Linked DNA regions of Homo sapiens: all the other regions are linked to region 1. The links are chromatin contacts, found by Hi-C or POLR2A ChIA-PET in ENCODE. All regions are on one chromosome and are shown on one strand. The core of a region is the stretch at or near the end of the contact, and the rest is flanking DNA. Distances in the headings are between cores, read along the strand shown. Region 1 holds the start of USP27X (ubiquitin specific peptidase 27 X-linked). Region 2 holds the start of PLP2 (proteolipid protein 2). Region 3 holds the start of GRIPAP1 (GRIP1 associated protein 1).

Region 1 (4,918 bases), core at 1,247-3,746:
TCTACTGCGAAGGAGAGCTGTCTCTCCTAAGGATAGCCCCAACTGCCTGCATTCTGTCAGATCTTTGTGAGGCAGAGATGGTAACATTTGCTAGGATCTGGGTCCAGATCCACATAAGGACAAAGCATCTAAAGATTTTGGTGACACCCTCCACACGTGATTCAAAACAAAAGCATCATGTAATCAGGAAATGAATGTAAGGAAGTACAACAAAGTTCTGATTTTTCCCACGAGGACTACTTAAAAAAAATCAAATGTCAAACTGTTTCTGGTATTTTTTCTTTTTTGATTTTTTGTCTTTGGTGCCTCTTCTCTGCTAGTGACATAGACTTTCCTTAGTGTGCCTTTTGGGGAAGCCATCCCTGATTTCAGTAGCCCTGGAGTAAGTTGGAGTGCTGTGTCCACAGCTCTTGGTACATCTGGCCCTCGGTCAGTGCAGAATAAACATTTGTTGAGTGAATGGTGACAGAGCCCTCCATTTTCAGAACACGCTGGCCTGGGCAGAGTCCAGGTGGACCTATGGGCTTCTGCAGGAAGTTGATCACTAAGTCAACAAGTTACCATGGCTAATCTTCAATGGTAGACAGTCCCAGGTACACAGAGATCTTTAGGTCTTTTTGTTGTCAGTCTGGAGGTGGGATGAGAGTATCCTCCACCCCCTCATCCATGACCTCGGTTGTTTTTAGCAGCAGCAGCAGCAGCAGGATTCCTTCAGTGAGTGTGCTAGTTGCAGTTCCTCTGGTTGCAGGCCACAAAGGGCAGGCATTTATTGAAAGGATGCTGGGGTGCTTCAAGGAATTGAAGCAAGAGCTGACTCAGGAAGGGTAGGGCCCAGGGCAACCCTCAGTTTTATGGGAACCACGCATCCTCCTTTCAAGGGCTCCTGATTCCTGAGGCCCAACTCCTGCTGCTAACCCTAGGAGGCCTCCCCATCCCCTCCCTAGAGGAAGGGGCCAGGTGGAGAGCTGATGTCCAGTGCTGAGCAAGGAGAATGTTGCTAGGGTATGTATACTCAGGCAGCACAGCCACACAAGCCAGACAGCGTGCACTAGGCTACAGCCAGCCACCACCAGGATTAGGGGACTAGACTCTTCCTAGAACACTCTTTCTCCTCCTACTCCTGTCCTGATGCCTGCCCTGGGCTGCACTCTCTGGGACCAGCAGCTACAGCCCGACACCCTCGAGCCATGACCCAGGTCTGAGCCACTTGCTCTGGGCACACTCCTCGTGGGCTCTGGGGTGCTGCTGCCCAGTGCCAGCAGCCCCTTGGCACAGGGGTTCCCAGAGGCCTCTCAGCCTCATGTCCGACTCCCTCTCCCTGCTGGCAGCTCCACAGGCTTCTTTCCACTTCCACCTGCTGCCCCCCTCCCCCGGGATGCTGCCAGGGCTTAAGGGTCTTGGGAGTGTGTCCTGTAGTTTAGGCCCCCTCTCAGCTGTAGGGGAAGTGCCAGCTGTAGGGATGGCCTTGTCGTGCCTCGTCCCTCCAGCTGGCCTTGGAGAGAAGAGGTGGATTGTGCCATCGGGCTGCTCAGCGTCTGCTGGGCCAGGAGGCCGGCTGTCAAGCCATTAACCCACCCGTGGCCTTGGGAGCCCAGGAGGACGCGAGCAGCAGGCCCAGACCCTGCAGAGCGCTGATAAGATGGGCCAGGGACGCGCCTCTCCAGGCCCAGCGGCCTTGGTAGCCCGGCCCCCCCGGAGCTGGGGTCCAGGCCTCCCCAGAACTGCAGCTGGAGCTTCATCCTTTTCGGGAAGCGCAGGACCTGGCGTGGGAAGGGAGACAGGGACGAGGCTAGAGGCAGGCTCGGCCGCCGAAATGATGGCCTGTCACGGCTTCTGCCTGCGCTCCCTAGGACCCCCCTCAGAGGGGACATTTCACAGCCTCAGAAACATTTCTGGACTTGGCACCCGCTCGGCCCCCAGCCCCGCAGTGGCCGAGGGAAGCCTGCATAGACGAGGGGAAGGACGAGGAGAGGGGAGGAGACGATGAAGGGGGTCAGAGCAGCGATTGGAGCCGAGAGCTGGAAGCGCCTTAAAGAGACTGCGCGGTCCCCGCCCCCCTTCCCGCCAGCCTCAATGAATTAGAGCTGTGTTTCCCAAACTTGCCTGATCATAAGCAGCCTCTGGGGCCCTAGTTAGAGATACAGGTTCCGGAGTACCTCCCTTCGAGATTCTGATTCAGTAGGCCTGCGGGTGGAGCCAAGGAATCTGTAATTTTAACACGCTCCCCACGTGATTCTCGTGAACAAGCAAGTTTGGAAAATACTGAATTAAAGGAAACGGGGCCTGGCTGCAGAAGCAGCCTCCACTAGGGGGCTTCGGCGGGAGGATTCCCGGGGGCGTCGCCTGCTTCCGCCGCCGCCTCCTTCAGTGAAAGTCCCTTTTGGGTCCAGCTGCCACAGCCACCGCGCTCCCTCAGGCCGGGCGGGGGACACCCCAGGTCTGCGTGGCCCCCGCGCCGCCACGCCCAGTGGCCGCCCGAGCCCTGCGAGCAGGGGGAGGAGCCGCCGCCAGTGGAGGCGGAGGAGGTAGAGGAGGCGGAGACGGCGGAGAAGGCGGAGAGGAAGGTGGAGGCGGAGGCGAAGGTGGAGGGGAAGGCGGAGGCGGCGGGGAAGGCGGAGGCGGCGGGGAAGGTGGACGCCACCGAGAAGGTGGAGACGGCGGGGAAGGTGGACGCCGCTGGGAAGGTGGAGACGGCGGAGGGTCCGGGCCGCCGGGCTGAGCTCAAGCTGGAGCCCGAACCCGAGCCGGTCCGGGAGGCGGAGCAGGAGCCGAAGCAGGAGCTGGAGGATGAGAACCCAGCGCGGAGCGGCGGTGGCGGCAACAGCGACGAGGTTCCTCCCCCCACCCTTCCCTCCGATCCACCGCGGCCCCCCGATCCCTCTCCGCGTCGCAGTCGTGCGCCGCGCCGCCGACCCCGGCCCCGGCCCCAGACCCGGCTCCGTACCCCGCCGCAGCCTAGGCCCCGGCCCCCGCCCCGGCCCCGGCCCCGGCGCGGCCCTGGGGGCGGATGCCTGGATGTGGATTTTGCCGTGGGGCCACCAGGCTGTTCTCACGTGAACAGCTTTAAGGTGGGAGAGAACTGGAGGCAGGAACTGCGGGTTATCTACCAGTGCTTCGTGTGGTGTGGAACCCCAGAGACCAGGAAAAGCAAGGCAAAGTCCTGCATCTGCCATGTGTGTGGCACCCATCTGAACAGACTCCACTCTTGCCTTTCCTGTGTCTTCTTTGGCTGCTTCACGGAGAAACACATTCACGAGCACGCAGAGACGAAACAACACAACTTAGCAGTAGACCTGTATTACGGAGGTATATACTGCTTTATGTGTAAGGACTATGTATATGACAAAGACATTGAGCAAATTGCCAAAGAAGAGCAAGGAGAAGCTTTGAAATTACAAGCCTCCACCTCAACAGAGGTTTCTCACCAGCAGTGTTCAGTGCCAGGCCTTGGTGAGAAATTCCCAACCTGGGAAACAACCAAACCAGAATTAGAACTGCTGGGGCACAACCCGAGGAGAAGAAGAATCACCTCCAGCTTTACGATCGGTTTAAGAGGACTCATCAATCTTGGCAACACGTGCTTTATGAACTGCATTGTCCAGGCCCTCACCCACACGCCGATACTGAGAGATTTCTTTCTCTCTGACAGGCACCGATGTGAGATGCCGAGTCCCGAGTTGTGTCTGGTCTGTGAGATGTCGTCGCTGTTTCGGGAGTTGTATTCTGGAAACCCGTCTCCTCATGTGCCCTATAAGTTACTGCACCTGGTGTGGATACATGCCCGCCATTTAGCAGGGTACAGGCAACAGGATGCCCACGAGTTCCTCATTGCAGCGTTAGATGTCCTGCACAGGCACTGCAAAGGTGATGATGTCGGGAAGGCGGCCAACAATCCCAACCACTGTAACTGCATCATAGACCAAATCTTCACAGGTGGCCTGCAGTCTGATGTCACCTGTCAAGCCTGCCATGGCGTCTCCACCACGATAGACCCATGCTGGGACATTAGTTTGGACTTGCCTGGCTCTTGCACCTCCTTCTGGCCCATGAGCCCAGGGAGGGAGAGCAGTGTGAACGGGGAAAGCCACATACCAGGAATCACCACCCTCACGGACTGCTTGCGGAGGTTTACGAGGCCAGAGCACTTAGGAAGCAGTGCCAAAATCAAATGTGGTAGTTGCCAAAGCTACCAGGAATCTACCAAACAGCTCACAATGAATAAATTACCTGTCGTTGCCTGTTTTCATTTCAAACGGTTTGAACATTCAGCGAAACAGAGGCGCAAGATCACTACATACATTTCCTTTCCTCTGGAGCTGGATATGACGCCGTTTATGGCCTCAAGTAAAGAGAGCAGAATGAATGGACAATTGCAGCTGCCAACCAATAGTGGAAACAACGAAAATAAGTATTCCTTGTTTGCTGTGGTTAATCACCAAGGAACCTTGGAGAGTGGCCACTATACCAGCTTCATCCGGCACCACAAGGACCAGTGGTTCAAGTGTGATGATGCCGTCATCACTAAGGCCAGTATTAAGGACGTACTGGACAGTGAAGGGTATTTACTGTTCTATCACAAACAGGTGCTAGAACATGAGTCAGAAAAAGTGAAAGAAATGAACACACAAGCCTACTGAAGTGACACACAGACCTACCTGCAATGGAAGATGACGACACCAATACTACAACTGGCATCGAGATCTAAAGGACCTACTTGACCATGGCCCATGGGCCTGACAGAGTAAGAATTGAACAGTACCCAGTGTCCAAAAGGTCCTGATTGGAAGAGAAATAGAAGGGGAGGGAGAAGAGGCTCTAGTCTAAGCAGTTGATGAAAGGGAAATTAAATGGTAGAAACACTCTGGGTGAGGAAGGCAGGAGCAGGAAAATGCTGACACTGGTACATATCCTATATTCC
Region 2 (4,690 bases), core at 902-3,401, 710 kb before region 1:
AGGCGGGAGAATTGCTTGAGGTCAGGAGTTCAAGACCAGCCTGAGCAACATAACGAGACCTTGTCTCTACTAAAAAATAAATAAATACAAACAAAGTGTCTACAAATGTCACCCAGCCTTGCACCCCAGGAGCCATCCATTCATCTTGCCAATCCCCCAGAAATAAACTTTCCTATTCCTCATGTACGATTGTGCTGACTGGCCCCTCTCTTCAGAACCAGGAAACTGAGGCCCAACATTTAGGGCCAGGACTTCCTTGGGATTGCAGAACACAGAATCAGACCTTGGGCTCTCTGGGCTCTAACACTACTACAAAATATGTTTTTTTAAAATAGAGACAAGCTCTCACTACGTTGCCCAGGCTGGTCTCGAACTCTTGAGCTGAAGTGATTCTCCTACCTCGGCCTCCCAAAGTGCTAGGATTACAGGCATGAGCCACTGCTCCTGGCCTTGGGCTCTAACACTTGAAACAATGCTTGCCCTATTTCTGAGCAACTCAATGCTCACCAACCCCTATTCTCACACAGCCTTTACACTGGCAGGGTCTTATTCTCATCACTGCTCAGAGGTTTATTCCACTGTCCACAATCCATTATCCAAAAACAAAAAGCTCTGGAAACTGATGGTTTTCCCACAAGATAGGCACTATTTGGTTACAAAACCTGACCTGATCTAACGAGGAACAATTTTCTTTCTTCCTTTCTTTTTGTTTTTCCTTTTTTGGAGACAGGGTCTTGCTCTGTTGCCCAGGCAGGAGTGCAGTGGTCTGATCATGGTTCACTGCAGCCTTGAACTCCCAGGCTCAAGCAATCCTCCCACCTCAGCCTCCCGAGTAGTTGGGATTACAGGCACGTGCCACCATGCCTGGGCTAATTTTTTTCTTTTTTCTTTTTTTTTTTTTTTTTTGAGACGGAGTCTTGCTCTGTCGCCCAGGCTGGAGTGCAGTGGCGCAATCTTGGCTCACTACAACCTCCACCTCCCAGGTTCAAGCGATTCTCCTGCCTCAGCCTCCTGACTAGCTGGGATTATAGGCGAGCGCCACCACACCCGGTTCATTTTTTGTGTATTTTTAGTAGAGACGGGGTTTCACCATGTTGGACAGGCTGGTCTCGAACTCCTGACCTCGTGATCTGCCCACCTCGGCCTCCCAAACTGCTGGGATTATAGGCTTGAGCCACCGCGTCCGGCCGCCTGGGCTAATTTTTAAAATTATTTGTAGAGATGAGGTCTCACTGTGTTGCCGAGGTTGATCTCCAACTCTTGGGCTCAAGCGATCCTCCCACCTGAGGCTCCCAGAGTGTTGGGATTACTGGCATGAGCCACTGCGCCCAGCCGAGGAACACTTTTCAATCCTTACCCAGTTATTGTGAACGTTCATACCTTTTCTTGAAGAAATACCGTTTTTGTTGTTGTTGTTGTTTTTGAGACGTAGTTTCGCTCTTGTTGCCCAGACTGGAGTGCAATGGCATGATCTTGGCTCACCGCAACCTCTGCCTCCCGGGTTCAAGCGATTCTCCTGCCTCAGCCTTCCGAGTAGCTGGGATTACAGGCATGCGTCACCGTGCCCAGCTAATTTTTGTATTTTTAGTAGAGACGGTGTTTCTCCATGTTGGTCAGGCTGGTCTCGAACTCCCGACCTCAGGTGATCCACCCGCCTCGGCCTCCCAGTGTTGGGATTACAGGCGTGAGCCACCGCGCCTGGCCCTTTTTTTTTTTTTTTGTAACGCGGCAGCTCCAAACCCCGCTGAGAGTATATGCATGGGAAAACTTTCTGAAATCAAAAATATTCCGAATTCTGGCAACATACTGGGCCCCAAGTCTTTCGGATTTAACTCTGCCTCGGCCGTTTTATTCAGTTAAGGAAACTGAGTCACTCCATCCCAAAGCCAGATTCCCGCGGTTCTAAGCTGAAGCTGTCTCGGGTGCATTTGCATTCCAAAAAGGCGAAGGGTCCCGCTATTACTGCTCCTGGTACCTGGAGCTGCCAAGCACCCCTGCGATGGGGCGCCCCGGGGGCTGTGCGCCAGGCTGGGAGTATCCTTGGGGGGCGGGGCGAGGGGGCTTCCGGGGCGGCAGCCACCTGGCCCGGCTCCGGCCCCGCCCGCGTCAGCTCTGCGCGGTGATTCACTCCCTCCTTCGCCCCGGGGCCCCCTTCCCGGCCAGACGGCGGGCAAGACAGCTGGGTGTACAGCGTCCTCGAAACCACGAGCAAGTGAGCAGATCCTCCGAGGCACCAGGGACTCCAGCCCATGCCATGGCGGATTCTGAGCGCCTCTCGGCTCCTGGCTGCTGGGCCGCCTGCACCAACTTCTCGCGCACTCGAAAGGGAATCCTCCTGTTTGCTGAGATTGTGAGCGTTCTGGGGCAGGCGCGTGGGCAAAAGCGGGATGGGGTGGCTGGACCATGCGGAACTGGATGGTCCGGGTGAGGCAGGCACTTGGCCGGGGCGCTCGGCAGTGGGGTGCAGGTGGGTGGGTTCACGGTGGAGGCCCGAAACCCGGGGCGCAGGGCGAGTCGGTGGGGTTTGACGAAGGTTGTTGAGATCTGGTGGTCCCCGGGGTGAAGCAAGGAGCCTATAACGCATACGGAGGGCTACGTGGGGACAGCCTGCGTGAACTCATCAGTGGACGCATCGAAGGGGTCCCAGGGTGCTGGGAAGTGGGGGCCTCCTGTGGCAGGGCGTGGCGCGGCCTGGGCACAGGAGGGCGGGCTGGCAGCGCGCCCAGGGGCAGGGCCTGTTGGGGTGGGGCCCCCCCGCCCCGCGCTAGTCCCGCGGTGTAGAGCGCCCCGCCCTTCGCCAGTTCTTCCTCGCCCTTCAGAGGCCGGGCGGGATGTCCTTAGCTTTTCGGGGTTTCCACCCTTCTCAAAGTGGGCGCCGCCTTTGAGTCACTTGTAAAAGGGGTGCGGCGCCTTTAACGGAGTCCTGCCTCTCTGGTGTCACTCTCACCGCTTCCCAAAGGGGTTGCTGGGGGAACCGCGTGTTCCGCCCCGGTCAAGGCCACAAAGCTGGCGTCAGCGGGGCTCACAAAACACCTGGCAGCGCCACTCCCCTCAGGCTGCCCGTAACCTAGAAGGGAAAAGAGGAAACTGAGGCACCCAACTCTACTCCTTACTTGTTGGGTGACCCTGGCCAAGCCATTAAACCTCTCTGTGCCTCAGTTTTCTCGTCTATAAATTAGAAAGAGTAATAATAGTACCCAGAGCATTAGATTGTCGTGATGATTGAATTTGGAACACAGTGAGCACATAAAAAGTGTTTAGCTATTATTGTATGTCATTTCCCCAGCCCTCGTAGGCATCTTAGTATGGGACCCCCAATTTAAACCAATCTTCTCAGCCCTGGTTGCTGATTGAGGTCCCCTTTCCCATGTCACCCTTCCAGATATTATGCCTGGTGATCCTGATCTGCTTCAGTGCCTCCACACCAGGCTACTCCTCCCTGTCGGTGATTGAGATGATCCTTGCTGCTATTTTCTTTGTTGTCTACATGTGTGACCTGCACACCAAGATACCATTCATCAACTGGCCCTGGAGTGTGAGAAGGGGTCCACAATGGCAAGACCAGGGAGGGGTCTGGGCAGTTAGGATTGTCGGGGAACTGTGGTTGCTGACTTCCCTCTTCTCCTCCCTACACCTCACAGGATTTCTTCCGAACCCTCATAGCGGCAATCCTCTACCTGATCACCTCCATTGTTGTCCTTGTTGAGAGAGGAAACCACTCCAAAATCGTCGCAGGGGTAAAGGCCATGGGAGCAGCTCTGAAGCACAGAGCGAAGGGTTTGAGGAGCCAGGGACCATTTCTGCCTTTGCTTCTGGCAGAAATCGTGTGACCCACAGCAAGTCACACTTGTCCTCAGACATGGAGGAAAGTCTGGCCCAGGACTTGGTTTTGCCTCCCAAGGTCTTCATTTGCTGTGAAGGGAAGTCCCTTGTCAGACACAAGGACCTTGGTGAGAGGTACAAACAGGCGGCCCCTTTGTCAATGCACTAGACTACCATCTGCAAGAACTTTGTCCCAAATGTAGTAGAAATTGGGGCCGGGCGCAGTGGCTCATGCCTGTATTCCCAGCACTTTGGGAGGCTGAGGCCGAGGCAGGCAGATCACTTGAGGTCAGGAGTTCAAGACCAGCCTGGCCAACATGGCGAAACCCCATCTCCACTAAAAATACAAAAATCAGCCGGGCATGGTGGTGGGCGCCTATAGTCCCAGCTACTCAGGAGGCTGAGGCAGGAGAATCACTTGAACCCAGAAGACAAAGGTTGCAGTGAGCCAAGATCATGCCACTCACTCCAGCCCCAGTGACAGATGGGTGACAGAGTGATACTGTGTCTCAAAAAAAAAAAAAGTATGACTTGAATTGTGCCCCCTACGGGTAGGGCCACAGTGTGGCCTCCCTGTGTTGAGAGGTATAGGAGGAGGGAGAGTGGGGTAGGATGCACTCTCTTGGCCTTTCCCTGGCTTACCAACCCGGTGCTTGAGTCCCATCCTGCGTGGGGCAGGTGCTGGAGGTGGTGGATACAAGAAGATAAGAGACTGAGTAACCTGACCAGCTAATCTAAACCCCCTCACTCCTATCCTGTCCCCCAGGTACTGGGCCTAATCGCTACGTGCCTCTTTGGCTATGATGCCTATGTCACCTTCCCCGTTCGGCAGCCAAGACATACAGCAGCCCCCACTGGTAAGTGTGTG
Region 3 (4,861 bases), core at 287-2,786, 880 kb before region 1:
CCTCCCTACCAGCCCTATAGGACCCTGAGGCTGGTTCTACCCAGCAAGGCCGGTTCCTTCCCATTAAGGAACTTACTGTTCCTTCCCCTACCAGGACTTTTCCCTCCCTCCCACGCCACCAGCCTCCACTCACTGTTCTCTGGTAGTCTGCTCAAGGTCAGAGGGCTTGGCCTTCACAGAATCTTTCCTACTCCTGTCCTCTCCAGGACCCAGTGATCTGTCTCTCCAAGTACTGGTCCAAGTGGAATATCCTTTGTACCCCCCGAGACTTGCCCCCCAACAAAGCCCAGTAGTTCTCCCTCATTCATGGCCCAGTGGGATCAATGTTCCTCATTCAAGGGTATTCCCACTCCCCTCAAGATCTCCCCAGTCATGATCCATTGGGAATGGCCCTACACCCTTCAGGGTAGGCCTCTACAAGGCCTTGGGTAGGCCAGTTGGATGACTCTTACTCACTTAGAATCCCTTTCAGATGACAGTGGTCTTCCCCATTCATGGGTTAATCAACTCGCCCTTCCATTCTCAGTGTCCCTCACACAGGGACAGCTGGTTTCCCTCATTCAAGGACCAATTGGATTACCTGTCCTCCCTCAGAGTTCCTCCCCTCCCCATGCAGGACCCTGTTCAGACCCCCCCCCCAGTGAGGAACCCTCTCAACAAGGGCCCATTCATAGTGCAATGCTATGGCCTTTCATTGCATCTCAGAGTCCCCCCAAAAGAATCAAGTGGGGGTACCTCCCCAAAGCCCAGTGATCTTCCCTCCTTGTAGTCCAAGGTATCAATCTTTTACCCCTCTGGTCCTCCCCCCAGTTAATGGGATTAATGGTATTACCCATTCATGGCCTTCTTCACCCCAGGCCTAATGGGATCACCCTTAATCATCCAATGGTGCCGCCCCCTCTTAGGATGCACTACCAACCACCAATGGCACAGGATCTCCACCTCCCAGGAACAATGACAACATCTGGGGTCTTTCCCCAATCCCCGGGCACAGTGGTATCTCCCCCAAAACTTACCACCTCCCACCCGCTAATGGTTCTGCCCTCTCAAGGGCTCCCACCACCATGACGCAAACGACCCAACACCCGCTTCCTTCCTCTCCAGACAAAATGGTTTCGCCTTCTCAGGATCTCCTTCCCTCAAAGCCCATTATCATCACCCGCCGACGGTGTCCCCTGCACGGGCCCAAAAGTCTCGTCCCCTCCAGGTCTGAGTAAGGTACCGCCTACTTAATGGCGCTCTCCCAGCCCACAATGCTAACAGAGTCCAACCTTCAAAGCCGCAGAGTATCTCGGAATCCAATAGTCTCACCACTCCGAGCCTCAGTTTCCCTTCTCCAGACCCACCCCATAAACTCAGGGTCCATCCCAACCAACCCCTTCTCAGAGCTGATAGCACGACCTCTCGCTACCCCGCCCCCGGTCGCCTAGCCGGGTGGTCTTTCCCACCGCGAGCGGCACCTGCATCCGCTGAAACTCCTCCTCAGACAGAGCTTGCGCCATGTTCCTCCCCCCACCCCCCCGCCAGCTTTCTGCGCAGACGCAGCTCGCGCCTCCTGGCAGTATTAAGGTCGGACCAAACCACTGGCCAGGAATGGAGGGGGTAGAACCTAATTCCGAAGGGCAGCATTTTGGAGACGCAGAGAAGAGAACGAAACCGACGAGTCAGGTGAACTGTAATACAACGTTCTACCCGAATGTAAGTCATCTGATTGGCTTTTGGACTCTTCTAGGCCACCCATTGTGATACGACATTATTACATCCCCGTTTCATGGGTGGACTCGTCGCTAGGGAAGTCTTTGCCGACAGAAAATCACCCTTCCGCGGTATTCCTTTAATGAGAATGGGTAACTTAATAACCATAGAAATGAAAGCGGAAGCTTCGCTCTGGTCTTGTTCCCGCCCCTCCTCCGGGAGACCCCAAAGGGGAATCCCACCTCTTGTAAAGCCTTTGGCCTTTTTTTTTTTTTTTTTTTTTAAGGTTTGACACTTATTTTGTTATCATGATACTGCATGTCACGTTAGGTAAAGGACTTAGCCACCAATAAAAATAGCAGAGTGGAAAGAGTGACAGTGAATCAAACGAAAAAGCTACATTAAAACAAAACAAAAACAAAAAACAAACCAGGGTGGTGAAACACCAGGCTCATTCAAGTATTAGAATTCACTATAACCCTCACCGATCTGAGAGTAAGAAATGGTATCTCAGTGTAGTTTTTTTCTTATTTTCTTTTTTCTTTCTGTTTTTGTTGTTGTTGTTGTTGTTGTTTTTCTTTTTTGAGACGGAGTTTCACTTTTGTTGCCCAGGCTGGAGTGCAGTGGCACGATATCCGATCACAGCAACCTCCGCTTGGCGAGTTCAAGCGATTCTCCTGCCTCAGCCTCCCGAGTAGCTGGGATTACAGGCGCCCGCCACCTCGTCCGGGTAATTTTTTTTTTTTTTTTTAGTAGAGACGGGGTTTCTCCATATTGGTCAGGCCGGTCTCGAACTCCCGACCTCAGGTAGTCCGCCCGCCTCGGCCTCCCAGAGTGCTGGGATTAAGGCGTGAGCCACCGCGCCCAGCCTTCTTATTTTCGTAGAATTTAATGATTTCCCTGCTGTGGAAAAATATTTCCAGCAGGGCCGGGCGCGGTGGCTCACGCCTGTAATCCCAGCACTTTGGGAGGCCAAGGAGGGCTGTTCACTTGCGGTCAGGAGTTCGAGACTAACCTGGCCAACATGGTGAAACCCCATCTCTACTAAAAACACAAAAATTGGCCGGGTGTGGTGGTGGGCGCCTGTAATCCCAGCTACTCGGAAGGCTGAGGCACGAGAATCGCTTGAACCCGCCAGGCAGAGGTTGCGGTGAGCCGAGATCGCACCACTACACTCCAGCCTGGGGGATAGAGCGAGACTCTGTCTCCAAGAAAAGAAAGAAAAAGAAAAGTATTGCCAGCCAGGACTCTTTGATTTCTTTCTTGATTTAATTGACTTTATTGAAAGATAACGCTATTGATCTGTCTATATACATAAATGCACCCATTTTAAGGGTACAATTTAGTGAGCTTTGTCTAATGTATACAACCTTGTAACCACCATCACAAGCAAGATAGGGAACATTGATTTCTTTGTATCCTATCCCAAACCCCACCCCCTATCCCAGGTAACCAATGATTGGCTTCCTGTTACTGGATTACATTTCTCTTGCAGAGTTTCATGCAAATAGAATGAGACAGGATGTATCCTTTTCTGTCTGGCTTCTTTCACTCATCATAATCCTTTTGAGATTCATCCAAGTTGTTTCGTGTATAAGTATCTTTTTTTCTTTTTATTGACTAGTAAAATTCCATAGTATGGGCCGGGCGGGCTCAGTGGCTCACGCCTGTAATCCCAGCACTTTGGGAGGCCGAGGCAGGTGTATCACCTGAGGTCAGGAGTGCAAGACCAGCCCAGCCAGCATGGTGAAACCACATCTGTACTAAAAATACAAAAATAAGCTAGGAGTGATGGTACACGCCTGTAATCACAGCTACTCAGGAGGCTGAGGCATGAGAATCGCTTGAACCCAAGAGGTGGAGGGTGCAGTGAGCCGAGATCGTGCCACTGCACTCCAGCCTTAGCGATAGAGGGGAAAACTCTGTCTCAAAAACAAAACAAAACAAAACAAAATCCATAGTATGACTATACCACAATTTGTTTATCCATTCTCTTAGTGTAGTTTTAATTTGTGTTTCTCTTATTATGAGTGAGATTCACCACCTTGTCCTATGTTTATTTTATTTTTAATTTTTATTTATTTGTTTTTTTGAGACGGAGTTTCACTCTTGTTGCCCAGGCTGGAGTGCATTGGCGCGATCTCAGCTCACTGCAACCTCCGCCTCCCAGGTTCAAGCAATTCTCCTGCCTCAGCCTCCCAAGTAGGTGGGATTACAGGCGCCTGCCACCATGCCCGACTAATTTTTGTATTTTTAGTAGAGACAGGGTTTTACCACATTGGTCAGGCTGGTCTTGAACTCCTGACCTCAGGCGATCCACCTGCCTCGGCCTCCCAAAGTGCTGGGATTACAGGCATGAGCCACCGTGCCCGAACTTATTTTATTTCATTTTATTTTATTTTGAGACAGGGTCTTGCTCTACCGCCCACGCAGGAGTGTAGTGGCACAATCAGGGCTCACTGCTGCCTTGACTTCCTGGGCTCAAGCAATTCTCCCACCTCAGCCCCCCAAGTAGCTGGGACTACAGACATATGCCACCAAGAATCATTTTAATATCTGTTCTTATTTTATTTTTTTAATTTAATTATTATTTTTCTTTTGAGACAGAGTCTCCCTCTGTTGCCCAGGTTGGAGTGCAGTGGTGCAATCTCGGCTCACTGCAATCTCTGCCTCCCGGGTTCAAGAGATTCTCCTGCCTCAGCCTCCCAAGTAGTTGGGACTACAGGCACCCACCATCATGCCCAGCTAATTTTTGTATTTTTAGTAGAGACGGGGTTTCACCATGTTGGCCAGGTTGGTCTCAAACTCCTGACCTCAAGTTATCCTCCCGCCTCTGCCTCTCAAAGTGCTGGGGTTACAGGTGTGCACAACCGCACCTGGCCTCTTTGCATATTAGGAATATTAACAACTTTTTTGGGTGAGGGTGTACGGAGTTTTGCTCTTGTCGCCCAGGCTGGAGTGCAATGGCGTGATCTTGGCTCACCACAACCTCTGCCTCCCGGGTTCAAGCGATTCTCCTGCCTCAGCCTCACGAGTAGTTGGGATTACAGGCACCCACCACCACGTTTGTATTTTTAGTAGAAATGGGGTTTCACCATGTTGGCCAGCCTGGTCTCGATCTCCTGACCTCAGGTGATCCACCCGCCTCGGCCTCCCAAAGTGCTGG

What was found. Hi-C counts contacts between places; a loop is a spot of excess contacts on that map. ChIA-PET counts read pairs that join two places held with the same protein, here RNA polymerase II (POLR2A). Pooled maps may share reads with other maps.
Region 2: a loop to region 1 is called in a pooled map, with 5 times the contacts of the local background. The contact joins the promoter of PLP2 here to the promoter of USP27X in region 1. A Hi-C loop is called at or near these places in 2 of 168 maps with a recorded cell type or tissue (CD8-positive, alpha-beta T cell and naive thymus-derived CD4-positive, alpha-beta T cell) and 8 of 50 pooled maps. POLR2A ChIA-PET finds 5 or more read pairs at or near these places in 1 of 52 experiments (WTC11).
Region 3: a loop to region 1 is called in a pooled map, with 11 times the contacts of the local background. The contact joins the promoter of GRIPAP1 here to the promoter of USP27X in region 1. A Hi-C loop is called at or near these places in 7 of 50 pooled maps.

Annotation. Positions count from the first base shown.
Region 1 is chrX:49,876,988-49,881,905 of GRCh38, forward strand. USP27X (ubiquitin specific peptidase 27 X-linked) reads left to right here and starts at 2,497. Exons shown (of 1, transcript NM_001145073.3): 1 at 2,497-4,918. The coding sequence starts at 3,321. The coding sequence ends at 4,637. It overlaps USP27X-DT (USP27X divergent transcript), which reads right to left and starts at 2,369. Exons shown (of 2, transcript NR_026742.1): 1 at 2,104-2,369; 2 at 1-1,760. RefSeq lists silencers at 2,319-2,728, 2,769-2,848.
Region 2 is chrX:49,169,747-49,174,436 of GRCh38, forward strand. It overlaps PLP2 (proteolipid protein 2), which reads left to right and starts at 2,152. Exons shown (of 5, transcript NM_002668.3): 1 at 2,152-2,350; 2 at 3,383-3,535; 3 at 3,642-3,737; 4 at 4,589-4,679. The coding sequence starts at 2,255. RefSeq lists silencers at 2,029-2,128, 2,649-2,848.
Region 3 is chrX:49,000,728-49,005,588 of GRCh38, forward strand. GRIPAP1 (GRIP1 associated protein 1) reads right to left here and starts at 1,537. Exons shown (of 26, transcript NM_020137.5): 1 at 1,461-1,537. The coding sequence starts at 1,502. RefSeq lists an enhancer at 1,546-1,655 and a cis regulatory region at 2,928-3,428.